Linked DNA regions of Mus musculus: all the other regions are linked to region 4. Evidence: chromatin loops called from intact Hi-C (ENCODE). Cell type or tissue: heart. All regions are shown on one strand. Region 1 has its middle 5.4 kb from the start of Gja4. Region 2 has its middle 4.9 kb from the start of Tfap2e. Region 3 overlaps AU040320 (expressed sequence AU040320). Region 4 has its middle 2.3 kb from the start of Clspn. Region 5 overlaps Dlgap3 (DLG associated protein 3). Region 6 holds the start of Psmb2 (proteasome (prosome, macropain) subunit, beta type 2). Region 7 has its middle 16 kb from the start of Sfpq.

The links. Hi-C counts contacts between places; a loop is a spot of excess contacts. Peaks named below come from ENCODE experiments on the same cell type or tissue, not always from the same donor. Only the 100,000 strongest peaks of a DNase experiment are listed, where the experiment ranks them.
Region 1: it touches region 4 in a loop (3-fold over the local background); 9 of 42 quality-filtered maps call a loop at or near these places.
Region 2: a loop joins it to region 4, with 6 times the contacts of the local background. A loop is called at or near these places in 19 of 42 quality-filtered maps.
Region 3: a loop joins it to region 4, with 5 times the contacts of the local background. A loop is called at or near these places in 17 of 42 quality-filtered maps.
Region 5: a loop joins it to region 4, with 3 times the contacts of the local background. A loop is called at or near these places in 10 of 42 quality-filtered maps.
Region 6: it touches region 4 in a loop (2.4-fold over the local background); 4 of 42 quality-filtered maps call a loop at or near these places.
Region 7: it touches region 4 in a loop (2.3-fold over the local background); 3 of 42 quality-filtered maps call a loop at or near these places.

Annotation. Positions count from the first base shown.
Region 1 is chr4:127,317,455-127,321,454 of GRCm38, forward strand. No RefSeq gene overlaps it. Among named protein-coding and RNA genes, the nearest start is that of Gja4, 5.4 kb to the left of the region's middle. In heart, a CTCF peak has its summit at 2,396 (motif pointing left); a DNase peak (open chromatin) is centred at 2,397; H3K27me3 peaks cover 1,818 bases.
Region 2 is chr4:126,739,127-126,743,126 of GRCm38, forward strand. No RefSeq gene overlaps it. Among named protein-coding and RNA genes, the nearest start is that of Tfap2e, 4.9 kb to the left of the region's middle. In heart, CTCF peaks have their summits at 1,488 (motif pointing left) and 2,501; a DNase peak (open chromatin) is centred at 2,505; H3K4me3 peaks cover 299 bases; H3K27me3 peaks cover 1,244 bases.
Region 3 is chr4:126,838,353-126,842,352 of GRCm38, forward strand. It overlaps AU040320 (expressed sequence AU040320), which reads left to right. Exons shown (of 21, transcript NM_133886.2): 13 at 1,247-1,395; 14 at 2,294-2,445; 15 at 2,754-2,892. Among named protein-coding and RNA genes, the nearest start is that of Gm25604, 21 kb to the right of the region's middle. In heart, a CTCF peak has its summit at 1,740 (motif pointing left); DNase peaks (open chromatin) are centred at 639 and 1,759.
Region 4 is chr4:126,552,679-126,556,678 of GRCm38, forward strand. No RefSeq gene overlaps it. Among named protein-coding and RNA genes, the nearest start is that of Clspn, 2.3 kb to the right of the region's middle. In heart, CTCF peaks have their summits at 1,208 (motif pointing right) and 2,035 (motif pointing right); no DNase peak of the experiment used is centred here; H3K4me3 peaks cover 485 bases; H3K27ac peaks cover 188 bases.
Region 5 is chr4:127,233,747-127,237,746 of GRCm38, forward strand. It overlaps Dlgap3 (DLG associated protein 3), which reads left to right. Exons shown (of 12, transcript NM_198618.5): 9 at 1-273; 10 at 1,222-1,313; 11 at 1,639-1,782; 12 at 2,404-3,276. The coding sequence ends at 2,622. Among named protein-coding and RNA genes, the nearest start is that of Gm52707, 2.2 kb to the left of the region's middle. In heart, CTCF peaks have their summits at 2,177 (motif pointing right) and 2,427; DNase peaks (open chromatin) are centred at 2,175 and 2,445; H3K4me3 peaks cover 1,409 bases; H3K27ac peaks cover 996 bases; H3K27me3 peaks cover 3,421 bases.
Region 6 is chr4:126,675,136-126,679,135 of GRCm38, forward strand. It overlaps Psmb2 (proteasome (prosome, macropain) subunit, beta type 2), which reads left to right and starts at 2,508. Exons shown (of 6, transcript NM_011970.4): 1 at 2,508-2,710. The coding sequence starts at 2,620. In heart, no CTCF peak of the experiment used is centred here; a DNase peak (open chromatin) is centred at 2,486; H3K4me3 peaks cover 1,933 bases; H3K27ac peaks cover 1,267 bases.
Region 7 is chr4:127,003,111-127,007,110 of GRCm38, forward strand. No RefSeq gene overlaps it. Among named protein-coding and RNA genes, the nearest start is that of Sfpq, 16 kb to the right of the region's middle. In heart, no CTCF peak of the experiment used is centred here; no DNase peak of the experiment used is centred here; H3K4me3 peaks cover 1,103 bases; H3K27ac peaks cover 876 bases.

The sequences.
Region 1 (4,000 bases), 760 kb after region 4:
AGTCTTGGCAAAGCAGGGAAGTCCCTCCTGCTGGCCTCAGATGCGTTCAGGATGCTCTTAGCCTTTGGATTGGTGGAAGCTAGGAGTCTGTGTATTCCAAAGATATTACCTAATTGTCCCAAGGGTGTTAGGTGGAATGCAGAGGTGGGCGATACCTGTCTTTGGGGGTGGTAAAGATAACCTAAGGTAATTTGACTTGAGACCCGCTAACATTTCTGCTCCCTATAATTACAGTTCTAATCAGTCAGCTTGGCAGGACCTTTAACACAGATGCAGTGGGTGTGTAGGAGGGCCTCATTTTACACACACACACACACACACACACACACACCCCTATCAAAACAAAACCTGCCAACTCAACCAAGTTAACTTCAACCTGTATCAAATATATTCACATTGCTATGCAACATATCTCCAGAATGGTTTCTCTGGCCAGGTGGAAGTGGTATCCACTGAATGCCTGCCTGCCTTTCTCTTTGCTTCCCCTGCCCCATTACACTGGAAGCATCTTACGGGCAGGCAAGCAGCGCAAAGCAGGGCACCAGGCCTGTAGATGGAATTACCAATTCAGCATACGCTTACTGGGTGCTTTCTGATGCTGTAACACTGTCCGGACACTGTCGGCAGCCAGAGAACACAAGAGATTCTTAGCCTCCTGGACTTTACTTTCTAGCTGTGAGAAGACAGAAAAGACAACAAAACAAAACACCAAAAATAAAATACAAAAAAAAAAAATGGTTAGTGATTCAAACAAATATGGTGGCGGGGTGGGTGTAGGGAACATGAGGCACAGAGCACACGGAGTATCCAGTTTCAAGTTCCTATAGAAGAGAAATTTGCACCAAACAGTTGCCACAGAGGCTGAGCCTCTAAGGAAGAAGGAAGTCCCATGGCTGCCTAGGCATTCCAGGTGCAGAGAACCTGGGTGTCAAGTTCCTGAGGCAGGGGTGTGCCTTGGTGTCTCCTCCCTGAGGGGCAATGAGGAGGTCGGCGTGACTGAGACAGGTGATTGAAAAGGAGTTGAAGAAGGTGAAAGGCTAGTTGTCGGGTAGGGCGGATACCGTCAGGCCCTGTCAGAGATGACTTTTGATCATTGGGGACAGAGGAACTTGTGGTCTCCCTTTGGGTTTTTGCAGCATGTCCCCCCATCAGGACGTGTTAAAATATAAACTATGCGAGTGACACAGGCAGACGCGTGCAGACTGCATCAGGTGGCAGGCCAGCTGGTAGCAAGTCCAGGTCGGCTTCTGCTGTCACAGCTCATGGCCAGTCCACGACAGGGTGCTCTGCTCCGGGAGGGATCTGGTGTCACCATGGTTCTGCCCCTTCCCATCTGGGAATCCCAACTCCCTAATGTTTGTGTGATTCTCAGTTCCTCTTCAGCCAGCCTCCCAGGGTCAGGAGCAGGAGGTGGGGGGGCGGGGGGTGTCTTACCTAGGCCGGGCTGCTGTCAACAGAATACCTGAGCCTCAATGATTTAAACCAAAATGTTCCTTCCATGAAGGTCTGGAAGCCAGAGACCAGTTGTCATGCGGCATGGCCAGGTTCTTGGGAAAGGACATCTGACTGACATATTCACAGGACAGAAAGATCCTTAAAAAAAAATTCTTCCCTTCCTCCACTCCTCCTCTTCTTCTCTCCCTTCAGCTACTCCGCTCCCTTCTCCCCCCCCCCCCCCCAACAACCTCATGTGGCCATGCTGGTCTCAAACTCCACATATAGCCGAGGATAGCCTTGAACTTCTGATCCTCTAGCTCTTCCTGCTGAATGCTAACATTAAGGGAACGCTGTTACACTCAGCTCTGTGGGTGCTGGAGATTGAGCCCGGGGCTTCGTGCAGGCTAGGCAAGCTCTCTAACCAACTGAGCCGTTTTTCAACTCATCCCACACCCTTTCGTTTTCGTTTGTCTTTTGAGTCTCCTTGTGTGGACCAAACTGTCCTCAAACTGATGATCCTCCTGCCTCAGCCTCTCAAGTGCTGGGAGTTTAGGTGGGTGATACCATACTGGGTTTCTCCTGTCTCTTTTTATAAGGACACTAATCCCATTTGACAGGGGTTTACTCTTGACCCAAACATCTTCCAAAGGTCCACTACCTAATATACCATCACACCGAGGGTAGGATTTTAATATATGGTTTGGAGGTGGGGGGGGGGGGAACAACACAAAATCAGTCCACACACAACACAGTCCTGTGTTCTAGAATGAATGAAGACAAAAAGTTCTCTTGGTTGTCTGGGGCTGTCGGGTGTGGTGCCCACGTGTACTACACTCTGACTTGGAGACTTCTAAGTGGCATCTTCATCCATGGCAGGAATGAAGGATGCCTGCTCTGACCCCTCAAGCCTCCCAGAAGGGAAGAGGTGCACTCCAAAGGGACATGAGTGCCACCTAGTGGTAAGAGTGATGATTGCTGTGAACTTAGTCATGACTGCAGAAAGATACAAACTCCTGGTGGATCCGTGCACTGAATGGATCTCTGTCAAAGGCTCAATGCCCAGGGCTGGGCAAAAATTTAGTAGGCATCTTATCTATTCCATGCCAGGAAACACCATGGTTGATTATCCCGTCCCAAAAGTCATGCCACCACAAACATCCCTTTGCCTGTGCATTACAGGGCAGGCCGTTATGACATTGCTTTGCTTATGCTGCCATTATGACTCTGATCACTTTGCCTTTGTTGATTCAGGGCTGCCACCTGGCCCCTGCTCCTTTCTACTTTGGGGCTCAATTAAACCCACTGCACTTAATTCATGCAACGGTGCAGCAGCGCCTCCAACCCTAAGGTCTGGCACAAGGAAAAGGGCAATAACAGAGCTCTTCAAATGTGTTGGTACACCTATCACCATTTTGCACGCCACAGGATTAGTGAATGGCACATCTTCTGGGCCTTTCCATTGTGGAGAATTAGGTTTTACATAGGGTACCTGCTCTGACGTCATGGTTTCCTTCAACTTCCTTCATCAACACCAAACCAGGGGATATCGGGCATCTTTAACTCCATTTCAGTCGGCCATCTTTTGACAAATGCTTTATCTAACCATTCAAACACCTTCCACATTCAACCTAAAAATCTCCACTCAATGGGCCCATATTAATAAACTCAGCCTGACCCAGTTTTATGTTCCGTTCACCATTAGCCCATGCCCTTAAGATCCATTCCCACACATATTCCTCAGACTTCTGCTTGAATTAATTAGCAAACTCATTAAGCTCCTTAGTAGTACCTCATGAGTAGTACTTCCTTGCGAACCACACTTTCTATCTCTCCGCTACGAGACTGCCTTAAGCTTTGGTCTGGTTATAGATCTAGAGACAACTATTGGTGGGCCCTGGGGGACATCAGTATTGGCTTGCCTGGCATCTCCTTAAGAGAAATTCATGCTGGTTTAGCAGACAATGAAGGGTTAATTTCCTCAGTCAAAGGCAGAAAATATTGCAGGGGATGGGAGCACATCTTCTGCTGAGGATCGAAAGTCCTTGGTCCTCCCACACATCTCCATTCCAAGTTACAGGACCCCACTCTTTACCACTTAGTGCCCTTACTTTAACACCTTCTGGGCCTGGGACATGAATTGTCTTTGCAGTTCAGCCAGTCTCATATTGAAGGCTTTGGCTTGATTTTCTGGAAGATGCTGGAGGGGTTAGGAATGAAGCTTGGTTGTGCTTGCCTAGTGTCGTCGTCACTGTTCTATTGCTGTAACAATAGAACCATACCATGACCAAGGCAACTTATAAAAGAAAGCATTTAGCTGGGGGCTGGCTTATAGTTTCAGTGGCTTAATCCATTATCATCATGGCGGGGAACATGGGGGCAGGGAAGTAGGCATAAGATGGAGTAGTAGCTGAGAACTCACATCTGATCTGAAAGTTGCAGGTGGAGAGATGGGGAGACTGGACCTGGTGGGGGCTTTTGAAAGCTCAAAGCCCAGCTCAGTGACATGCCTCCTCCAGTAAGGCCACACCTCCTCCAACAAGGCCACACCTCCTAATTTTTCCCA
Region 2 (4,000 bases), 190 kb after region 4:
TGTCAATCTGATTAGAAACCCAAAAGCATACACACTGATGCCAACTGAACTATCCCCGAGGACGGCAGTTCTCAACCTGTGGTTGTGACCCCTTTAGGGGCATCAAATGATGCTTTCACAGGGGTTGCACCATCAGCAAACACAAATATTTACACTATAACTCATAACAGTAGCCAAATTACAGTTATTTAAGTAGCAATAAAACAATTTTATGGGTCTTCTTGCTCTCTCTGTCCTCTCCCTCCTGTTCCCCCCTCCCCATTACCCTCTCAACTTCCCTCCCCATGCCCTGAATTAACTATTCTATACTTTAAAAAAAAATTATGATTGGGGTGGTCACCACAACATGAGGAACTGTATTACTAAGTGGTCACAGTACCTGGAAGGTTGAAAGCCTCTGCCTTAGGACATCTCCTGCAGCTATTCAAAGTTTGCAGCCCACGCATGCAGCCTCACTGCGCATGCTCGGGCAAGGCAGTAACCGAGTGGGTTTCACGGGCCTGCCGGGCGGGCGCACCCGCTTCCCGCAGACATCTCCTGAAGCTATTCAAAGTTTGCAAGAGAAACTGAACTCACATCTTTCCTGCCATCCCAATCCTTACCTGCTTATCCTCCTGAATTCTGTAGCACCATAAATGATACCCCATGCTTCAACTTTAAACCTTGCCAATTTTCTTTGTTTGTGATTGTGTTTGTTTTTGCTTATGAAATAGGGTGTCACTATGTCGCTCAGGCTAGCCTAGAACTCATGAACTTTCTGCTTCCGCTGCAAAAGTGCTGGGATCACAGGCATGAAACACCACACCAAAGCCTGAGTGTTTCTACTTAGAATCAATCAGCACCCGGCATGGAAGAGACTGAGCGGGTGCCTCAGAGAACACGTGGCCCCCTTTCTCTGAGCCTGAAGCTTCCTTACTCTCTTTCTCATAGACCTAGTCCCTCATTGCCAGTGAGTGACATTTGGGGACTTGTTAGAAATGCCAGTTCTTGGGCTCTACCTCAGAACCTCTGACTCAGCAACTCTGCAGTGGAGTCCAGCAATCTGTTTTAACAATTCCCAGTGTGATCTGGGCTGTGCTGTATAGGCCCTGGCAACAAGCCTCTAACAATGGCATGCGTTTCTCAGACTTGTGATCCACTTCCAGCTCCTTGGTTCATTCAGCATCTTTCACCTGGCCCATGCCCCTCCCCTTATGCAAAATGCCTCCGGGATCATGGCCTTGGCCCACTCCAGGAATGAAGCTGACTAGCACTCCAGGACTCCTGGTTACTTTTCCTTTCTTGCTCTGTGAGTCGCTTCACCAGAAGTCTAAAGTTGGGGGGGAGGGGGGGGGGGAAGAGTGTGACTGAAAAGATGGCTCAGAGGCTACGAGAACCGGCTGCTCTTTCAAAGGAGTCAGGTTTCATCCCCAGTACCCACATGGCAGGAATGGCTATCTGTAATTCCAGTTCTGATGGATCTGGTGAGTCTGACGCCCTCTTCTGGCCCCCACAGGCATTGCGCTGCACAGACAGGCTGGCAGAACACCCCACACATAAAACAATAAAGGAATCTTTAAAAAAAAAAAAAAGTCTAAAGAAGTCACAAGTCGGGCTGGTGAGATGGCTCAGTGGGTAAGAGCACCCGACTGCTCTTCCAAAGGTCCGGAGTTCAAATCCCAGCAACCACATGGTGGCTCACAACCATCCATAATGAGATCTGACGCCCTCTTAAGTGTCTGAAGACAGCTACAGTGTACTTACATATAATAAATAAATAAATCTAAAAAAAAAAAAGTCAAAAGTCTATTTAGTACTTTGCTTGGAGTGGGTCAAGCAGCCAACAAATAGCTACTAAATAAATAAGTAACCAAAAAGATAATTACAGTTTTCCAAATCTGTTAGGGGACTCTTTGGAAGGGCTCTTATGTGACCTTGACCTAGCATAGCTACACATAAGGCCCAGTTATAAGTGAGCACAAACGAGCAACTGTGCTTATTTCTTCTAGGAGGGACATGTGCTTCATGAGCTACTTCTCTGGAGACCAGCAGAGCTGTGGAATACCAGGGTTTCAGACTGGGCCCTTCTGTTTCAGGGGCAAGGGTTCTTCACATTGTAAGCATGCAGGTGATGATTTCTTATGGTTTTATTTTATTTTTTTTTTTTAGATACAGACACCTGGATGAAGGCATGAGGAAGGCAGAGAGATACCCCTGGGAAAACGGAGACCACAACAGGCACAGATACACTGATAAGACATATATACACATCGGTATGCATGCTCAAATACACATGGACTCTCAGTTGACATTCTTGGCTTATTCTCTTCCAAGGCTCACGTTTTCTCCTCTTTAAAACAAAACAAAACGAAACGAAACGAAACAAAACAAACAAACAAACCCCAAACTTTTTTGTCCTCCTTTGTTGACAGAGCCGGATTCCTCTTCCTAACAGGTCTGTCTGCAAATGTTTGAGATGAAATCTCGCAAAAGATACTGACGCCCCATCTAGTGGCCGGAGCTTACCACTGCAGCTCAACACTCCCCTGCCTGTCTCAGTGGAGGCACCCAGACAGAGCCAGCCCTGCCTTGCAAGCTTCCGCTTAGCCCCTTGCTCACTCTGGAGTCTGGAACCCTCTCACGGAGCCTCAGGAGAAGGCAGGTTTCAGTCTGCCTTCTGTTCTCAAGCTTCGCTGGCCTTGGCATGCAGGAGAGCAACTCAACCGCAAGGACCGTGGACAGTAATCATTTGCTTTGTGGCCTTTCCCTCACTTCCCCAGACTACCCGTTACTCCCATGATTCCAAAGAACACTTGACAGCTCCCAAATCTGCCTCTCCCTTGGTTCTAAAGAATATTTGACAGCTCCCAAACCTGTTATCTTCCCGTGCTCTAGGCTAGGGGAGGGACTCACTCCTCCAATGTTCCATAAATAACACAAACCATTCACCAAACCAATTCCTTCATAAATCCGTTTCCCCCCCAATGTTTGCCATGACAGAGTGGTCCTACTATCCACACAGCGGTCACAGTCAGTAACCCGGGGTATCGCTGGCTCCCCATTCTTCACTCCTTTTCAGGTATTACTAATTGCTGAGTCCCGTTTCCTAACTCCTTCCTATACATCCTTGTTCTTCTCATCATCACTGACTTAGTTCTAATGTCTTCCCCTCGGTCTGAGCCCTCCCTCCCCTGCCTTAGTAGTCTCCCTTCTTTGCTTGCCTCCCCACCCAGTCTCCCTGCATTTGCTACATAGCCCAAGTTGGCCCCCAAACCTCCTTCCTGTTCTAGCCTCCAGAGTGCTGAGTTACAATCGACATAACATCACACTCAGCGGACTCCAGACGTTCCTTTCGCAGTCAGCCATCTTTCTAAAATGCAAACTAGATTCCATTTAATCTGCTCCAAAATCTGCTGTCTGGTCCTTTTTTGGCATGATCGCATATTTAAAATGCTGGGTACACCCAGCACTCAGGAGGCAGAGCCAGGCAGATCTCTTGGATTTTGAGGCCAGCCTGCTCTACAGAACAAGTTCCAGGATACCAAGGCTACACAGAGAAAGCTTATCTCAAAAAAAAAAAATCATAATAAGTATTCACATTATGATCTGGCCCGCCCTCACCCGACACTTCTTCCCACTGGGCCATGGTACAGGAATGGCATGTCTTTACAGCCTTCTCCTGCTTGTCTACCTGGTAAGCCCCTTCTGACCCTCAGGTCCCAGAGCCTGTTTACTTCTCCGAACTTGGTCAAGGCGCTGGGGAGCTTGAGATTCCAGGCCCATTTTGTTTTGACCTCCATAGAAGTCACTGCTTAAAGTTGCATTGCCTTCTGGGTATTAAGCCACTTGGTACAGGTTAGTCTGTCTTCTCAGGTTTACCTGAGAATTGTTTTCAAGTGAATATCCTTGCCTTGCATAGGCAGCAGAGGGTAAGCAACAGGATGCATTCAGTAGATGATTACAGGCTTGGGGGCCTAGGTGGAGCCTGCAGGCAGAACAGCCTGGGAACCAGGGTTGGGGT
Region 3 (4,000 bases), 290 kb after region 4:
TATTCCTGATTGTACAATTTCTTTCAGCTTTTATGAACCATAGAAAATGGAATTTAACTTGTATCCAGAGTTCTGCATGAACTGAAGGGATTCTAGGGAAGCTGAAAACATTCTCCAGTTCCAAAACAGCAGCCACAAAGACAGGCTGGGTTTACCCCTAACACATATGTGTACACACACACGCACACACGCACACGCACACACACACACACACACACACAAACACACACACACACAGAGAGAGAGAGAGAGAGAGAGTGAGATCTTATTACAGCATTGGAGGTGGGTGGGGAAGGGTTTTAATATCTACTTAGGAAGTCCGTGTTAGGCAGTAGACATCCTTTTCCTCAGCTGCCCTGGAGAGCTGGGTCTCCCTTAGCTGATGTGTTTTTCTTGTAGCTGTTTATTGTAAGCAGACCTGATGAGCCCCCAAGCAGAGGCTCAGCAGTGGCTGCAGTGTAAATAGTGCTTAGTGGAGCTTCCTAGATGAGACTGATTCAGGAGAAGCCGCTGGGGTCAGAGGTAATAAGTTTCAAAAGCAGAGCTAGGAGCTGGAAGCTTTCTCTGGGTGTCCTTAGTTGGAAGGATGCGTGGGTGTGCAGGGCTCTGGATGTGTGCAGCCCTTGCCTGTGTGCTGGCCAGAAGCCTGCTGCAGGCCGCTGTGCTGAGACTCAGTGCGAAGGAGGCAGGATGTAGTTAGTGTCCTGGTGTTTTGTGGCGCTGTCCAAGGGCTAGAGGAGTCTGCGATATGGAGAGAAGATGGCTTCATCCTGAGAGGTCCTTGGCCCCCTTGGCCTGCATCCTTCCCTGACTTCTCTCCAGGGTGGGCTGAAGGGCGGCTCAGGGCTGTGGATAAGAAGTGCAGTGTGCTGCTTTGCTAGCACACTAGCTACGGGGCCAGAAACGCTTTTCAGAAGCCTCATCCTAGAGCCCCCTATTGATCCCAGAGCTGCTCAGAGGACTTACTGCTTATATAAGCCAGAATAATAAGGGTGGAATGCTCTAGAAGCTCATATAAAAGACAAGCCGAGATGTGCTTGACAGCTGAGGAGTGGAATTTTCTGACCAGAAGTAGCCTGTGTTTTAGGACCAAGTGATACTTTCCAAACGGAATATTTTTAAACATTTCCTGTCAGGGTTTGGGAAACAATTGTTCCTGTCTCAGTTGAGGTAATAATTGTTCTTCCTGCTGCCAGGGGAGCAGCAGACAGGTACGACTCCGCCCTCTGATTACTCTCTCGTCTAGGGGACCTGACGGGGTGCAGCTGGAGAATGCCAACAGCAGTGTCGCCACTGTGACTGGGCTGCAAGTCGGGACTTATGTATTCACCTTGACTGTCAAAGATGAGAGGAACCTACAGAGCCAGAGCTCCGTTAATGTCATTGTCAAAGAAGGTGCGTCTTGCTGTGGGCATGTGCAGCAGCCTAGTGGGTCTATCTATTCCTGGGATAGCCCAGGAGTCCGCCCTGTCTTATGTGGTACAGGATTGATTTAGAGGCAAATAGGAAAAGCAGTCTCCGGGAAGGGAGCTTTGAGAGTGGCTGCTGATTCTAAAGCCCCTTTCCCTTCCCGCTGGCCCCAGCCCCACGCCGCCTTCCTGCTCTTCCTTCTTACATGAAATGGAAAGCACTGACAGCTATTTGCTTTGCATTTTGCTTTTGCCTCTATGCTAAGTCCTTGGGCTTCTGTGACTCTCTGATAGCTACAGTGACACCTGCTGGCAGGAGCTGGGATGGCGGCTGCACTGCAGCCTCTGGCCAACATCTATCTGCCTTGTCCTCTTGGCTTCACAGGGTCTGGGGAGGACTTGGGAGAGGCCATGGACTGGTAGTAGAAAAGTCACCTCGTCAGCGGGTGACATCCAAACAGAATTGTGCTGACTAAGCTGAGGAACACCCTGGCAAGACGACCTTCCATGCCATAGAGTCTGTGGGGCCGCAGCTTAGAGGGGTCACACTCTTCTTTTTCTTATGAAGCACAAGGAGAGAAGACACACCAAGAGTAGCGCTTGAAAGGAGGTTATGCTGTTAACTAGCAAAGCCTGAGCCTCTGGTTCTAAGCACCCTGGTCTTCATTTCTAGTCACTAAATTCCTTTAAAGTGGAGACCTGCTGTAGAGCCACAGGAGGGAGGCATGCTGTCCCCTCTGCGTGGCTTTTGCTCTGCACTCTTGGATAAGCACTAACAGCTCCCTATTCGAGGTGCTCTCTGTGCTGAGCTCCTCAGCAGCTCTGCACGTGAAGCCTTGCTTTCCCAGAATGTCACATTATGTCGTTGATGTCTCCTTGGTTAGAAATAAACAAACCGCCAGTAGCCAAGATCGCTGGGAACGTGGTGGTGACCTTGCCCACGAGCACAGCTGAGCTGGATGGCTCGAGGTCCTCAGATGACAAGGGGATAGTCAGCTACCTGTGGACTCGAGATGAGACGAGCCCAGCCGCAGGGGTGAGTGAGTGTGTCAGGATGTGACGGGGCAGGGGGGAGGTGAAGAGGGGGTTCCTACCCTCCAGGATCTTTTTTAGCCATGCAGGCCCCGATATCAGACTGAGATTGTGCTCTGGAGTCAGGGAGGCCTTCCCGTGGGTCATTCTACAACTGCTGTGCTCAGGGGCTTGGCTCTCCTGACCCTAGGAGCTGTGGCGGGCAGTGCGGTGACTGTCCACCAGCAGAGCTGTGTGGCTCAAGCAATAGCTAACTCCAAGAAAGGGGTGGCGTTCTGTCCCAGAGCACAGCCATGTCGTTCCCGCCCCCAGGAGGTGCTGAATCACTCTGACCACCACCCTGTCCTCTTCCTCTCCAACCTGGTGGAGGGGACCTACACGTTTCACCTGAAAGTGACAGATGCAAAGGGCGAGAGCGACACAGACCGGACGACAGTGGAAGTGAAGCCTGGTGAGCCCCGCCTGCAAGGCCTCCATCCCAGAGAGGGCAGGCTTGCCCCGAGCCATACAGCAGTGTGTCAGGCAGGCAGAGCCTGGGCCCAGCACCTGCTCCTTTGTGCATGACCGACCAGGGTTCCATGGGAAGTTGAGCACAGCAATAGCGTGAGTCATGATGTCTCATCAGCATGGAGATGCAGAAAACAGTTTATTTTTGTAAGTTGACCCTCAGGCTTTATCTGAAAATCCAGGGAAGGTGAGGCGATGTCGGCACACTTCTCAGGGTTTCAGCAATAAATGTCCTCCTTAAACAGAAGCTTGTTTTTGTGGTAGGGAAGGGTGGGAGTGGGCAGGACTGATGGGCCCTAGGTCAGTCTCAGGCATGGCCTCTATCTTGGGAAGGGTCCTGGGAAGACAGTCAGCCCTTGCCTTGCCTCTAGGAAGGATAGTGGCTGAGACACACTGGGTCTCATCTGTGTTCAAAATCAGGCTACAGATAGTGCACCCTGACTCTCTTCCACTCAAGGTTTCCTGAGCAACTTATAGTTGCTTCAGATCTGGCCAGCAAGCGTAGCCATATCCAGGTGCTAGAGGCTAACAATATGGCGCTGGGGCTCAGCGGTTAAGAGCACTGGCTGCTCTTCCAGAGGTCCTGAGTTCAATTCCCAGCACCCAGGTAGCAGCTCACAACTGTCTGTGGCTCCAGTACCTTCACACAGACACACAGACATATATTCGCACAGCCAAAACACCAATAAAGTAAAATTAAAAATAAAACAAAACAAAACATTATGGTGCTCAAGCTATCTCTTGACTTCCTGGACTTTCCCTGCTAGGATGGCTGGGGTGGGGGTGGGGAGAAGGCGTGCACAGAGGGGTGTCTCTCATATTTATAAACAAAGTACAGCATGTCCCTGGCTCAGGGGACACATAGATGGAGAGTTTAGCTGTGCCTGTCAGTGTCAGATAGGGCTGGTGACGCAAAGACCACCGTGTCTTACCTCCCCTGAGGCTCCCTGGCCTGTGCCTCATCCTGGCACTTTGTGTGACAGTTCTCAGGGTAATGGGAAGCCTTAAACCAGCTCCCATGGCTCTGCTAGGAGTAAACTCCTCTTTGTTCC
Region 4 (4,000 bases):
TGTGAGCTACCACGTGGTTGCTGGGAATTGAACTCAGGACCTCAGGAAGAGCAGTCAGTGCTCTTAATTGCTGAGCCATCTCTTCAGCCTCTGATGAGTGAGTTTTTACTTAGTGACCTGTATTCCTAGTTTTGATGGGTAGTATCATGGTCTGTCACTGGAGTCACCTCTACTCTCACCCCTCAAAGCTAACCATCCAACCAGCACTATTAACTCTGCCTCTTTTTTCCAGTCCATCTCTCTTCCGCTGTTGCTATCATCAACCTAGTTCAAGTTCCGGAAATCTCCCAGAGACAACTGGTCTCTCTGCCCCCAGTCTAATCCCTTTTCCATTCACCTTTCACACACTGCTAGAGTAATCTTTCTCAGGCATATACATCTGATTACGTCACTCTCCTTAACCATTTCTACCCCGACTCCTCAACTGCCCCGTTTATTCTGTTTAAATTCTGAGTAGAACATTCCAGACATTTTGTTCCTCGTGTAACTATCGGCCTTCATTTTGGCCCCCCCTCCATCCCCACATCCATACCCCGTGCTCAAGTCACAGTGACCTACTTTCAGTTCCCCAAACACAACCTGCTTTATCAAGCCCCTGCACATACATGGAAGGCTTTCTGTGCCAGCCGGAGGCACTAATTCATCTTTGAAATTCAGTGAGTGAGTCATTTTCCCTGACTTGCCCCAGCCATCGTCTGTCGCCAGCTATGGTTGCTTCTCCCTCCAGCTCTCCACAGTCGCTTGCACACATTTACATATTGCATATACTTGCTTGCTTGCCTGTCTCCAACTGGCAGTAGGGGGTGGGGGGGTCTCTGAGAATAAGCTGGTTCTTATGTGTCTTTGCATGCTTCATGTCTATCATAGGCTTAAAACAGGTGCTATGGAAAGAGCAGGTGACTCTTTTATAAGTACTTTAGGTTGGACAAAGTTGAGGCATAGGAGCCTCTCTACACAGAAAATAACCCGTTTGGATGCTGACTCACCCTGGAGAAAGGTCCTGTTTTGTTTTGTTTTTGTTTTGTTTTTGTTTTGTTTTGTCTTTTTTTTGGGGATTTTTTTTTTGCCTTTTGTATGATTTTTGATCACTCATTCAACAATTAAACACCTATGTTTCAGGTCTCGCATGACTTTTTTTTTAAAATTAATTTATTTTAGGCATATGAGTACACAGTTGCTGTCTTCAGACATACCAGAAGGGGGCATCCAATCCCATTACAGATGGTTGTGAGCAACCATGTGGTTGCTGGGAATTGAACTCAGAACCTCTGGAAGAACAGTCAGTGCTCTTAACCACTGTGCCATCTCTCCAGCTGTTTCTTTTTTTTTCCTTCTCTTTCTTCCCTTCTCTTTCTTTCCTTCTTTCTTTCCTTCTTTTTCTTTCCTTCTCTTTCTTTCCTTTCCCTTTCTTTCTTTCTTTCTTTCTTTCTCCTTTCTTTCTTTCTTTCTTTCTTTCTCTTTCTTTTTTCTTTCCTTCTTTCCTTCTTTCTTCCTTTCTCTTTTTCTTTTCTCTTCCTTTCTTTCTTTTTCTTTTCTTTTTTAAGAATTAGGAGGAGGTATTGTGTTAAAAAAGAGAACCAGATGTGTCCTGAAGGAAGGATATTCTGTAAAAGCTTTAAAGCTGTTTGAAATTAAATTATGAAAAAAAAAGTTTGAAGTTCAGTGCTTGGTGATATAAGTATTCCATTCTACTACCAAAGACAAGTTTGATTAAATAACTCTTCGAACAATCTTACAGAGATTCTCCTTTTCAACTACATCCCAAGCCTTCTTTACATGGCTTCAGATAAGAAGAGTAGGGTATCGGGATGCTGAAAAGATGGCTTAGAGGCTAAGAGCACTTGCTGCTCTCACCTCTGCCTAGTGATTTACAGTCCCTTTAACTCCAGCTTCAGAGGATTCTAGTCCCAGACTCCACATGCTAGAAGGAGAATACACGTTGTTATCAGTCCTCCACATGGGCCAGGGCCTTCCCTCCACCAAAAAAAAAAAAAAAAAAAAGTAGAATAACATTACTGAAACTTACCACTGGGTGGCAGTGTTTCTCCATAAATAAGGTGTCACAGGCCTTTGGATTAAATCAGTTCATAAATTCTACAGAATTATAGTAAAGCTATAGTAACATGATTGACTCTTTTTCGAAAAGAAAAGAAATATAGAGACATATCAGGGAGGGAGAGCATTTATTTAGCATGGATGAGGGCACCGGCTTTGATTCTCAGCACAAAACCAAGAGTCAAAAATAGCATTGTAGGCATCTCTTCAAGCTTTTCTTACTCTTTAGCTCGATTTTGTTCATTTCCGTGGAACAAATAATAACAGAACACTTGAGAATGGCACGAATGTGTTAAGTTCCATTTTTCTCATGTACTTGTAATCTCGGCATATTTATTTATTTATTTATTTATTTATTTATGTGTGTGTGTGTGTGTGTGTGTATGTGAGAGAGAGAGAGAGAGAGAGAGAGAGAGACATATGCTAGTGCTGCATACGACATATGTGTGGAGATCAGAGGATAACTTTGAGGAGTCTCTCCTTCCCGTCCACTGTGGGTTCTAGGGACAGAACTCGCCTAGGCTCTAGGGTGGTTGAGGCCTCTGCTGTAAGCACCTTCACCTGCTGATCCATCTTGCTGGCCTAGAACTGATTTGTGTATACTGATTCTGTGTGCTATGTCAAGATCCAAAGTGCCTAATTTTAGAAGTACAGGCTAACAGATGAAAGTCATTTTTATTCATTTTGGTGTTTATGGGTATTTTGCTTGAATGTATGTCTGTGCTCCACATCCATGCCTGTTGCCCATGGAGACCAGAAAAGGGTATCAGGGCTCCTGGAACTGGAGTTATGAATAGTTTTGAGCTGCCATGTTGGTGATAGGAGTTGAACCAGGGTCCTCTGGAAAAGCAACCAGTGATCTTAACCTCTGAACTGTCGTTCCAGCCCTCAGAAATAATTCTTTAGACAGAAGTGTAATTTGGGGCAACAGAACAGGAGAAGGGAGATTTTGGAGGATGCTCTCGGTGAGCCTGGAAATCATAAAGAGCAGGTGACAGTGGACGCGAGACGATCACATTACTTCCCTTACACGCTTCCTCCAAAGATTAAGAGAATGATGATTATAAAATTCTGCCCATTGTTTGTCACAAACTGTATGGCCAATAAAAGTCAGTCCTCCAAATGCTGGAGGAAGTGCTACAGATAGATGCATATTTGTGAATCATTGATGTATACGGTCATAGTAAAATAGCCTTTTTTTTTTTAAAAAGGGGGTAAAATATGAGGATGGGACTCTTTTTTGTATTTTTTGGAAGCCTGGAGATTATACCAGGGAGGGCCTCATGCAAACTAACTAAGCAAGAGCTCTACTACTGAGCTGCATCCCCAGCTCAAGACCCTTAGGGGTGTAGAAGTGGGCGGAGATGTGGAGAAATGGAGTTGTTTTTTATCTGAATGTGTATTCAGATAAAGGGGAGACCAGTGTCAGAGGTGACTGTCATCCCTCGTATCCTCTGAGGAGATTCTAGGGATGTGAGGTTTTCCGTGCTAAACCTGGGAAAGTCCTAAGCAAACTGGACAGAGTTGGTCACCATACCAGAATAGGTGAAGGGGGGTGGGGGGAGTTAGAGAGGAGGGGGGTTTGGGTGGGATGGAGGATAATAAATACTCAGATCTTTCTTTCCCTGTGCCAGCTGGTCTCTTTATAATAACTTTGTAAGGAGTTTTAACACTGGCTTGACCATTCAGAAGACAAAAGACAAGTCAGCTGGGACAATACAGTCCAGAAAGGACATTCTTGCCTGCCTATAGAACATGGGGAAGAAAGGACAGAGAATCGACCCGAAGAGGTAAAAACATTAACTCTGCAGGTTAGGATTGCTCCAGGGATGAACTGATGGAGAAAGCCTCCACTGGGGTCTAAGGTTCCCTCAGCAAAAAATTCAGGTGTGGGACACTCCCAGAATCCTGGGAACTTCTTCCCAGTTCACTTCCTGCATTGAAA
Region 5 (4,000 bases), 680 kb after region 4:
CCTACCGCGAGGGCTACCCACTGCCGTATGAGCCGCCGGCCACCGATGGGTCGCCTGGCCCTACCCCTGTCCCAGCCCCCGGTCCCGGGTCCGGCCGCCGTGATTCCTGGATGGAGCGGGGTTCACGTAGCCTCCCCGACTCAGGCCGCACGTCCCCCTGCCCACGGGATGGCGAGTGGTTCATCAAGATGCTGCGGGCAGAGGTGGAGAAACTGGAACACTGGTGCCAGCAGATGGAGCGTGAGGCGGAGGACTATGAGCTGCCCGAGGAGAGTGAGTCCGCTGCCATCCACACAGGGGAGAGGGGCGCTGGCATCCTGTGCTGGATAGCGTGGGCAGGCGCAGGGTATCATGATGGTAGCCCTGGCTGCAATGCACCAGCAGGTCCCTCCCATTCATGCTTGGTCCTTCAGTGCTAGAACTTGAAGTTCTTACTGGGAACAGGACATCTTTAGAGGCCAAGGCTAGGACTTAGGAGGATCATGACCAGGCCAAAAGCTAGATTTTCTAGTAGGCAGCTACCAGTCTAAGTCACTAACTCCATGGGGAACAATCTGTTCAAATCTGAGCAAGTGTAGCAATCCAGTCTAAGCTTGACAGTGAGGCTGGGACCACACGACAGACATTCTGATTTGAGCTGTTAAGATGGGACTCTCCCAGGGGATGCTGGGATTCCTCAGCGAGTGAGGAATTCAGAGGAGGCAGTTCAAGCAAGAACGAGTCTGAGGAAGAAATGGGAGGGTTGGCATGGAAGATAGCCCTGTCACAAACAGTATACCCCTTCCCTATGAGTCCACTCTGAAGGGAGCCATAGGCTTCCCACAGAATCCCTAACCAGAGATGAATCAAAATTTTTAACAAACCAAGGAGGCATGTACTGATTAGTGACAGAATACGGCCAGTGACTGACCATTGAGCTGATGTTCTGGCCAGGGCTGGAGGGCTAGACAGGGAACACAGGTGGGAGGCCTTCCTCCTACAGAAGGATCGGCACTTGGTAAATGCAGGCTGTGTAATGGAAGGAGCTTCACTGAGGATGAAAGTTCTCGAGGTGGCTGGATAGGAGCTGTTGTAGGCAAGTTTGAGTATAGGATGGGAAGGGGGCTGGAGGAGATGAGCCAGTACACTAGTCAGGAAGTGAGCATCTCAACTTCCTGGGGAGTTAGGAAAGAGAGATCTCACCCCCGCCCCCAGCCCCTTGAGCCTCCTTCTGTTCTTTAGTCTTAGAGAAGATTCGCAGTGCCGTGGGCAGTACGCAACTTCTCCTGTCTCAGAAGGTCCAGCAGTTCTTCAGGCTGTGTCAGCAAAGCTTGGTGAGTGTCTGTGAGGAGAGAGTGAGGTGTGTGGATCTGACAGGTGACCCAGCGTGACTGAGAGATAGGACCAGGTCTGTGGACTTGGAAGGGTGGCTTATGTGTGGCCCAAAGAACCCAAAAAAAGTCAGATGTGACTTGTTGGAGTACAGAGCCTCAAGGTTGGGCCCGTTGTGCCCAGGCTGGAGAGACCCTGGCTTTTCCTTGTCCCTGTTGCCCATTCCTCAACCCATTTCCCTAGACTGAGCATAGCGTTCCCTGAGCCTGCCTGGGGTCAGACCTCCCTGACTGGCTGCCCCCCCCCCTGTGTGTCCCACCACGGCAGGACCCCACTGCGTTCCCTGTGCCCACCTTCCAGGACCTGGCCGGTTTCTGGGACCTCCTGCAGCTCTCCATTGAGGATGTGACCCTCAAGTTCCTGGAACTACAACAACTCAAGGCCAACAGCTGGAAACTCCTGGAGCCGAAGGTGTGCTTGTGGGACCCGTCAGACCAGGAAGCCACACTCTGTAATGTCCTTCTCAGAAAGGGGTGTGTGGGTGTGGAGAAGTCACAGGGAAACAGACGCACGGGCAGCAGGAACAGCTTTAGATAAAACAGCCATGCTCCCTGGCCATTGCCCTGTGCTTGATCCAGCTGTTCACACTGCTGCACACTGGCCACCTCTGACCAGCTGCAATGTGGGGAGTAGAGCTAGATTTTCTAGGCGATGTTCAGCCTTCTACTGGCTAGACTTATGTCTGAGATGAGTGTCGCAGGTGAGACTAGGCCAGCCCCTGGAGCCCTTGACAATGCTCCCCACAACCCCTCAGCCGGCATGTAGGTGCTAGCTGAAAACGGCTTCACCAGGGGGCGCTCGAGCCCGTTATTCTTTGGAGACCGGTACAGGGGTTTTGACCAGCTTTGACCTCGTGCGCCTGCAAGCCTCCAGTCCCAGCGATGTGGCCAATTCTAGACGCTGTCCCATTGGGAGACTCACGAAATCCATCCCATGGGGAACTTGCACGGGGGGGAGGGCGGGGGACGGGGCGCAAGTAGGGATGCTGCGGTGCTCCCCGCGGCTCGGCTCAGCTCTGCGCTCTCCCGACAGGAGGAGAAGAAGGTCCCTCCGCCGATACCAAAGAAGCCCTCGCGGGGGCGGGGCGTGCCGGTGAAGGAGCGCTCCCTGGACTCGGTGGACCGGCAGCGGCAGGAAGCGCGCAAGCGGCTCCTGGCGGCCAAGCGCGCCGCCTCGTTCCGCCACAGTTCGGCTACCGAGAGCGCGGACAGCATCGAGATCTACATCCCCGAGGCCCAGACCAGGCTGTGACCCGCCCGGGCCGCCCAGTCCGACCCGGGCCCGCGGTTTTCTACCCGTACTGTACACCCAGCGTCGAGGTCACTGTGAACGCGGGCAGCTCCGTGCGCCCGCCCTGCCGGCACCGCACGCCCCGGCTTCTGCCCGCCGCGCTTTCGTGGGTTTTTTACCTTCCTGATCCCACGCAAAGGCGCCCGGGCTAGGCTGGGGGTCGTGCCTCTCCGCCCTGCGCCCCTCACTTGGAACTCCCATCTTCCTGGTCCGACGCTTTGACCCCCTCACCTTTTTCCCCCCATGGGCACCATCTCTGCCATTATTTTACCCCTCCACGGGCCAGGCCGGGCCGGGTCCCCCATCTGGGCTCTGCGTCCCCCCCACACCCCGCGGGGCTGGGCTTCGTGGGGATCAAGCTTCGTGGCTTTTTATGAAGAATCCCGAACCCCGCCTAGGAGCCCGCCCCACCTTCCCAGGGCTCCACCCTCAGCCCTCTGCCCACAGGGCCCAGGGACCACAGTGGCTGGACCAATCCAGGACCAGGGCGCCTGGGCCTCTCCCCTTTCCCACATCTGGGGAGGGGAGACAGGGGCTTTCCCTCACCACACCTGTGGCTGTTCCCACATCCCTTTGAGTATCCCAGGAAAAATAAAACCGCAGAACTGCACCGGAGCCAAATCTCTCCAGAAGAGGCCACCTGGGGGAGCCGGGGTGTCTAATAAGATGGGGGTGTGGGAAAGGAAGACAAAGGGCCAGGAGCTTGAGCATTCTTGGTTCGGGACCTCAGGGGTTGTCTAAGCCCTTTGGGAGAAGAGTTAGCTGAGAGAAAGGGGATCCCGGTCATCCCAATAAGGACTTGTGCCTTCTGAGAGGGGTCCTGCTGGTGTGTAAAGGAGAGGGAAGGGACCCATTCGCCCCTCATTCAAACCAGGTCCCTTTGCCTCCCAGCCTTGTCCCACGTTCAGTGCTCGGCCCACGGCACGTGTACAAATGAGCATAGATGGGGTGGGAGGGTGGGTGGGGCCCTGGTTATTGTTAGAAATCACCGAATGCGCATTCGCTTTCCAAAGAGGACAGGCAAGTGCTCTTCCTTGCTCCAGCCTAATCCAGTCAGCAGCTGCAAACTCCAGATTCGCACTGCCATTTTCTCTGATGCTTCCTGTGGGTGGACACTTCGCAGGAGTTATAAAGGACACAACTTCACTGAGAAACTTAAAGGAGGCACTCCTAGGTTTTTGAATGCCTCCTGAGGGTCTGCCAAGGGACCAGTGCCTCAGAGAGAAAGGGCTTATGAAGCTCAAGGAGGCGTAAGTGGGCTCTCCAGAGTCACAAAGCTAGAAGTAGTGGGCCCAGTCAGGTCCGAGGCCAATTCATGACGTCTTTTTAGATCTGTGAT
Region 6 (4,000 bases), 120 kb after region 4:
GTGTGCATGTGTGTGTGCGTGCATGTGTGTCCTTAGGCACATTCCACTTTCTCTTTTGTTTTGAAGTGGGGTCTTTTGAGGCCTTGAACGTCACCATTCATGCCAGATTGGCTGGCCCATGAGTTCCCAGGGACCCCCTGGCCTGCACCCCTCATTTCCCCATCACTGAGGCTACAGGCACATAGCACTGTGTGAGGCCTGTGGGTTCCAGAGCTTTGAGCTGAGGTCCTCAAGCTTGTGAAATAAACACTTTACTGATGGTGCCATCACCTCAGCCCCATCTCATTCTTTGGAATAGATGAGTAGTGTATCACTGTGTGCCATTAGCAGCATATGTAAAACATCTCTACTTAAACATGGAAGTTGGTCCTCTTTTCATCACTACCGCAGTGGTGCAACACATTAGTCTGTGCAGAAATGTTTTGATTATTGTGCAGACATTCCTTTGGATACATTCGAAAGATAATGTATATTTAATAAACTCTATTTTGTGGTTTTTTTTTTGTTTTTTTTTTTTTTTTGAGACAGGGTTTTTCTGTGTAGCCCTGATTGCCCTGGAACTTGCTCTGTAGACCAGGCTGGCCTCAAACTCAGAGATCGGTCTGCCTCTGCCTTCAGACTGTTGGAATTAAAGGTGTGCACCACACTGACTGGCAAAAAGGTTTTATTATTAAAGTACGGTCCTAGTTACAGGTTTTACTGCTGGGATGAACTATCATGACCAAAAGACAAGTTGAGGAGGAAACAGCTTATACTTCCATGGCACTGTTCAATACTGAAGGAAGTCAGGAGAGCAACTCAAACAGGTCAAGCTCCTGGGGGCAGGAGCTGATGTAGAGGCCTTACGGGGGAGGGGGATGCTCACCGGCTTGCTTCCCATGGCTTGCTCAGCCTGCTTTCTTATAGAACCCAGGACCACCAGCTCAGGGACAGCACCACCCATAATGGGTTGGTTCTCCCTCGTCAATCACTAATTAAGAAAAGCCTTATAGCTGGACCTTATGGAGGCATTTTCTCAATTAAGGGTTGCCTCATTTCACATAGCTCTAGTCTGTGTCAAGTTGACAGAGGACTAGCCGGCACAAGTATATTAACTGTACAAAGTCACAAGTTTCACTAAGACATTTCTATATGCAGTTTAATTGTAGTCTCTCCTCTATTACCCTTTCTATTGTTAAAAGAATTATTTTTACTTTATGTGTTATGGGGTTTTGGCCTGAATGTATGTGTGTGCATCAAGTGTGTGAAGTGCCTTCAGAGGACAGAGATACACCAGAGTTGCTGATAGCTGTCTTCCAGTTGCCTTATGGGTACTGGAAATTGATTCCAGGTCTTCCAGAAGAGCAGCCAGTGTTCTTAAGCACGGGTCCATCTCTCCAGTCCATCCCTAATTTCCTATCTTACTCTTTCCAAAATATTTCATGTAGGGCATGTGGATCAGGAATTTAATTCTAGCACTGATGAGTTAGAGGAAGGCAGATTTTTGTGAATTTGAAGTTAGTCTGGTCAACACAATTAAATTAGTTCCAGGACAACCAAGGCTACATAGTAGTAATACCCCATCTCTCAAAAAAGGCCGGGTGGTGGTGTCACAATACATTAATCCCAGCACTCAGAAAGCAGAGGCAGGTGGATCTCTGAGTTCGAGGTCAGCCTAGTCTATAAGAGTGAGTTTCAGAGTAGCCAAGAAATCCTGTCGGGACAAATCAAAATATAAAAAATAAGTAAATAAAAGTGAACATTTAAAAATTTGTTGGGATGAGGAACTTTGGGGAGGGGGGCAATGGCTGGAGTGTAAATAAATACTTTTTTTTCCCATTTTTATTAGGTATTTAGCTCATTTACATTAATAAATACATTTTTAAAATAATATTTTAAATGTAATGAAACAGAAGTATAGTAAAATATTTAAATTTAAAATTTTTTTTAAAAATTATTTGTATTGGGGATGAACGCGCTAGTGTGATGGTCAGAGGAAAACTTTGGGGAGTCTGTTCTTTCTACCGTGGGTTCGAGGGACAGGCTTGACTAACGTGCTTTCTGCCTCTGTCTATCCAGTACTAGGATTTCAAGAGGGAACCACCGCCAAGTAGGTTTTTTGTTTGTTTGTTTGTTTTGCTTTTGAGATGTGTTGTCCTAGGCTGCTCCCCTGGTCCTTAACTCTATGGCTCGGGGAAATTGTTCTTCAATCTGGCTTGCAGGGAAAATTTTCCCGTTTGTTTAACGAGCAAGGAAATGAAAACCAGAAAGCTGAAGACCTCCTCTCCTCTGTAGCACCCACACGTGCTGGTACTTCTTACACAGGGTACGGCTTGATTTGCGTGCAAACTCTAAAATTCGACTTGGTAGATAAGGAAACGCAACGCCCCATCACCCACAGCTACGTTTCCAAACCACACCTCTAGACCAGCCCACTCCGCAATCTCAGCGCGGAAAAGCACCCAAGCTCCCGCCTGCTCTCTCGCGAGAGGTGACGTCATTGGGCCGCGCCAGTGACTGGGCCGTCGCGCGTCTTGCGTCACCCCCAGCTCAGTCCGGGTGTGCTGTCTCACTGGTGAGGTCGTGTACCCGGGAAGTGTCCCTGTCCGTGGCCTCTGCAGCCTCCCGCTTCCCGGCACCATGGAGTACCTCATTGGCATCCAGGGCCCAGACTATGTCCTCGTCGCTTCCGACCGAGTGGCCGCCAGCAATATTGTCCAGATGAAGGACGGTGAGAGGAAGCAGGGGGAGGCCCGGCGGGCCTGGCTGGAGGGGCAGTCGGCGGGAGTTGGTGAAGGGGACCGTGGGCCTCCCTCTGGGCAGCTTGGAAGATGGAGCCCAGTGTGCTCTGCCCTGCTGGCACTGCAGGATTGAGAAGCCGGGGGAGCCGGCAGACAAGCTTAGGGCTCTAGTTTGGGATTCTGGGTCAGATGAGGCTTGCTAGGTGAGAGTTGCTCAGCGTGAGGGAATTAAGTTTATGAGAGCTCAAGTGTGTGCCCGGCGCCTCCAATTTCTGAATTTCTGGCAAGTTTCAGTCGCCCCAGATAGAAGTTATAATTTGTGGGTGCCCTAAGGTGGGATCTTGGGGAGAGTGAGACTCCCCAGAGTTTGGCATTTCCACTCTGCTTCCGCTGTCTTCAGTGGCTCACCTCAGAGCCTCTTCCGCCTTTCCCTGGCTGCTAGATTTTACTTGTCGTTAAATAGTGGAATGCAGCAGAGATGGCCTCTCTTTATTTGCTCTGTGAGTTTTGTACGTTATTTTTTTTCCCGTGCCCAGATTTTCTTATCTCTCAAATTACTAATAACCAACTCAAAACTTGTTGAGAGGATTGAGTGAAGGAGTTAGCATTGGACAAACACTTAACAAACTGAAGCATATATGTATCAGGTGTGTCCATCGTTAACATTTTAATTTGTTAAAAGTTTGGCTCTACTATGTGCCCTTCTTGCAGTTAGTTTTGGAGACAGAATATGTATAACTAAGATGTATAGATATAGTATATATTATATATAACACACATGCATATATATGTGTGTGTGTGTACATATATGTGTGCGTATACATATCTATGTATGTGTATATATGTATGTGTGTGTGTGTATATGTGTGTATATGTACAAAACTTTCTTAAGGAGATGTTGAAATAACTCAGTAGTAAAGATGCTTTTGCCCAGGCTTCACAACCGGAGTTTGGTCCCAGAACCCAGATGGCAGAGGAAGAGACCCCACCCCAACATCCTGCAGGTTGTCCTCTGACCTGTGCACCTGTTCTGTGGCAATGTGCACCTGTGCAGAACAAGAGAGAGAGTCTCTAAATAAATAAATAAAAATTTTAAAATTATCAAAGAAAAAGTTTCTAAGCTTACAGGTGGTAGAACCTAGGTTCAAATCTGTGTAATTTGGGACTGAGTCTACAATTCAGTGGCAACATATGTTTCGACCATATACAAGGCCCCAGCCTCAGCACTCCAAAAACAAGTTAGTAGACATTATGCAAAATGATCTCTTTTACCCTTAACA
Region 7 (4,000 bases), 450 kb after region 4:
TTTTGGCCTTCTGAGAGCACCTGCATATATACATGCACGCATGCACACACACCTATGCATACAATGTACCTCATAACCCACTTTATCATCTCAATTAGTATTGAAGTGTTCTTTAGTGAGATGTAGTGAAAATACTACTCTTGGGAAAGCAGAGGCAGGAGAATTAGGAGTTCAAGGTCATCTTCTACATGTTTTTAAATTTTAAAAAATATTTAAAAACAAAATCCAAAAAGCATCCCAAAGGAGTCTGGGAGGGGTGGTGGTTCATTAGAACCCTAAGGCTCAGGAGGCAAGAGTATTGTTAAAAGTTTGAGGCCAGCCTAGGCTTTATAGTGGGTCTTAGTGGTTAAGAGTGTTCATTAGTGGGGCTGGTGAGATGGCTCAGTGGGTAAGAGCACCCGACTGCTCTACTGAAGGTCCAGAGTTCAAATCCCAGCAACCACATGGTGGCTCACAACCATCTGTAACGAGATCTGACTCCCTCTTCTGGAGTGTCTGAAGACAGCTACAGTGTACTTACATATAATAAATAAATCTTAAAAAAAAAAAAAAAAGAGTGTTCATTAGTCTCCCAGAAAATCCAGGTTTGATTTCCAGCACCCATTTGGTGGCCTACAACCACCCACCCATGAACTCCAGTTCCACCAGGCTTTCAGTTCTGACATGCTTTCCCTAAATTCCCTATATTTCTCTCTGTGTATCTGTGTGTGTGTGTATATATATATATATGTGTGTGTGTATGTATGTATGTATATATATGCAAATACTCATACACATAAAATAAACAAATCTAAATGTATGCATATAATTTAAATGTGTGTGTGTGTGTACGCATGCACACGTGTGTAGCTATTAACTCAGCATTTTACCTAGCATTAGTGAGGCTCTAGATTTGAAACTAATGTCAAAAAAAAGTTTGTAATTATTCATAAGACATCTTTGTCTGCTTTGTTTGTTTTTTTTTGGTATTTTTTAAAGATTTTATATATATATAAAATATATATATACTGTCACTATCTTCATACACACCAGAAGAGGGCATCTGATCCCATTGCAGATGGTGGGGAGCCACCAAGTGGTTGCTGGGAATTGAACTCAGGACCTCTGGAAGAGCAGTCAGTGCTCTTAACCACTGAGTCATCTCTCCAGCCCAGGATGTTTTGTTTTGTTTTGTTTTAAAGAAATCGGGTATAGGCAATTCCTTGAGAAGATAGAGAACAGCCCAAAGGAATTTTTTTTATGGAATTGGTTAAAACATCAAGTAAAAGATTAGAAGTATTACTGTTTTAGATTTAAAGGTGAGAAGGGCCAGGCTGATTCCACGACAGGTTTCAAATTGACAATTAAGGAGACTCTGCCTAAATCGCTGTTTTCAAGAACTGGACAATTCCAGGCAAGTCCAGGCCTCAGAAGCTGCCCCACCACCTAGCCTGAGGCAAGGACAATGGGTCAGCAGCAGTTTCCAGACTTCCTCAGCTGCTTCCTCAGCAACAGTTTCCAGACCTCTCCAGCAAGTTTCCAGCCCCCACAACCTGGTAATGGAATGTCTACAGAAATGACCCAGCCGATTAACATAAAGGTCCACTATCACAGAACCCTCTAATGTGCTTTAAATCAGGTCTGCAAGCTCACTTGGTTGTTTCTCTATCTTGGTAATGGAGAGACCCCAGCATGCTGGACTTCAGCAGAATAAAACACTCTTTGCTGCCTTTATTTGAGTCTGGGGTGTCATTGTTTAGGGAATCAAGGACCCTTACAATGATTTTGTGTTAGCATTCTGTCTAAGCTCCATCCCAGTTACCTGGCAACAGCCAGGTACGCTTCTCCCCACAGTTTATCTAGGATCAAAAGTTACAGATTTATGCGACTGTGGTAATTTCCTTTAAAGAGAGGGATTGCAAGAAAAGATAGAAGAGAGGCCACTTGCTTCTGGTCCCTGATGAGGGAGGGAACCGGCAGAGTAGAAACTGTGACCCCAAAGGGATAGGTGATGTGCTTGTATTCAGTCTGGTTTTACAAAGACGCTGCTCAGAGTTTCAGGACATGAGCACCTAGAGGAATCAGCTCTTACCAAAGCACTGTGGCCAATTGTGCAAAGCAGCCTGAGCAGGCAGATCCTCCAGCTCGCTCGAATCCTCTCCCCTAGGGCGCTGAGCAGGCAGCCAGCACGTGGCTCACTCGCTCTAAAATTCAGCACTGGGAAGAAGGCTTGGGGGAGGGGCGGAGGTTGGCTCGCGGGGCTGCAAGCCAAACCTCTTTGGGGATCTTTTCCGGAAAACCCACTTAACACTCTTTCTTTCCCTCCTCGGTCTTCTTTTACCTCTGCCCTCTTAGATTTGTGTTTGTTTAGAATAATTCAACCCCCTCTTTTTGTACTCGGCCCCTCCCTGCTGTCCGCCATCAATCCTGAGGCCGGTGGGCAGCCTGGGTCTGTGGGAGGGATTCGCAAAGATGCTGGCGAGGAAAGAGATGCAATTAATCCAGGCCGTGAAAGAGTGTGGGGTTCGGGAAGAAACGCCTGCCCACGGTCACTCACCTGAGTAATTTGCCTGGAACAACTAACTCTAAAGATTACATTGTGTAAGTCATCCATTATGCTGGAACAACAGAGAGGCTTAATGCAACCCCAGAGTAACTCATTTAGATGCTCTCTTCAGCTAACACTGCCTTGCCTTGAACACAGGCAACAACAGGACTTATACTTACCCGGAGTCTTCGTGCGTGAGCATTTTTCAGATGATGGAAAAACCGATTCTGAATCTGTCTTCTCATTTCTTTATTAGTATGAGCGCCAAGAGAAGGGAGATGCTGCATTTAGAACTCATCTGTTGAGTACCTAAAATTCCCTAGGCCTGGGGACCACAGCCTTTCCTAAAACTATTAGCGTCTAGCCTTCACAATAACGCTGTGAGGGAGTTACTTACGGTCGCCATTGTTGTGAGGTGAGGGAAACAAACGGAAGGAAGAACAGTCGGTCCTTTAATTATCGCACCTTCGGAAAGACTGTTAAAATTCAAAGTCACACTTTGGCTACAGGATGAGTTCATGCCCAACCAGGGCTTAGTGCGTCCGTCTCAAGAAGTAAAAAGAAGGCAGAGGCTATATAGAAGGCACAACAGTTGCCCAGCATGTAGGAGGACCTAGCTTCAGTCTTAGTGTTGGAGAAAGTGAAGTTAGGCTGGGGATGGCTCATGGGTTAAGAGCATGTATTTGTTCTTCCTGATGATTCCCCAGCACCAGGGTCAAGCATGGGAAAAACTCCCTGGAACTCCATCTCCTCAGGCACCGACATTCACATGCAAATACCTACACACCAGCACACAGACATGCACATATACACATGATTGACATAAAAAATATAAAGTGAGACTCATAACTTAGGGTTTGAATTTTTTTATTTTACATAAGTACTCTGTAGCTGTTTTCAGACACACCAGAAGAGGGCATCAGGTCCCACTGTAGGTGGTTGTGAGCTACTATGTGGTTGCTGGGAATTGAATGCAGGATCTCTGGAAAAGCAGTCTGCTCTTAACTGCTGAGCAATCTCTCCAGCTCCAAATTTATCTTTTCTTTTCTTTCTTTCCTTTGACACAGGTTTTCTTTCTTTCTTTCTTCTCTCTCTCTCTCTCTCTCTCTCTCTCTTTCTCTTTCTGCCTTTCTTTCTCTTTCTTTTCTTTTCTTTCCTTTTCTTTCTTTTTTCAAGACAGGGTTTCTCTGTATAGCCCTGGCTGTCCTGGAACTCACTTTGTAGACCAGGCTGGCCTTGAACTCAGAAATCCACCTGCCTTTGCCTCCTTTGTGCTGGGATTATGTGCCACCACTGCCTGGCTGACATAGGCTTTCTTTGTATATCAGTCCTTTGTTATCCTGGAACTCCCTCTGTAGACCAGACTAGCCTCACACTCACATATAAACGATTATTTTCATCAGTTCTGCCCTGCCACACCTAAGTCAAATGAGCTTTATTTGATTTTTATGTTCAGTTCCAAATGTTGAATTT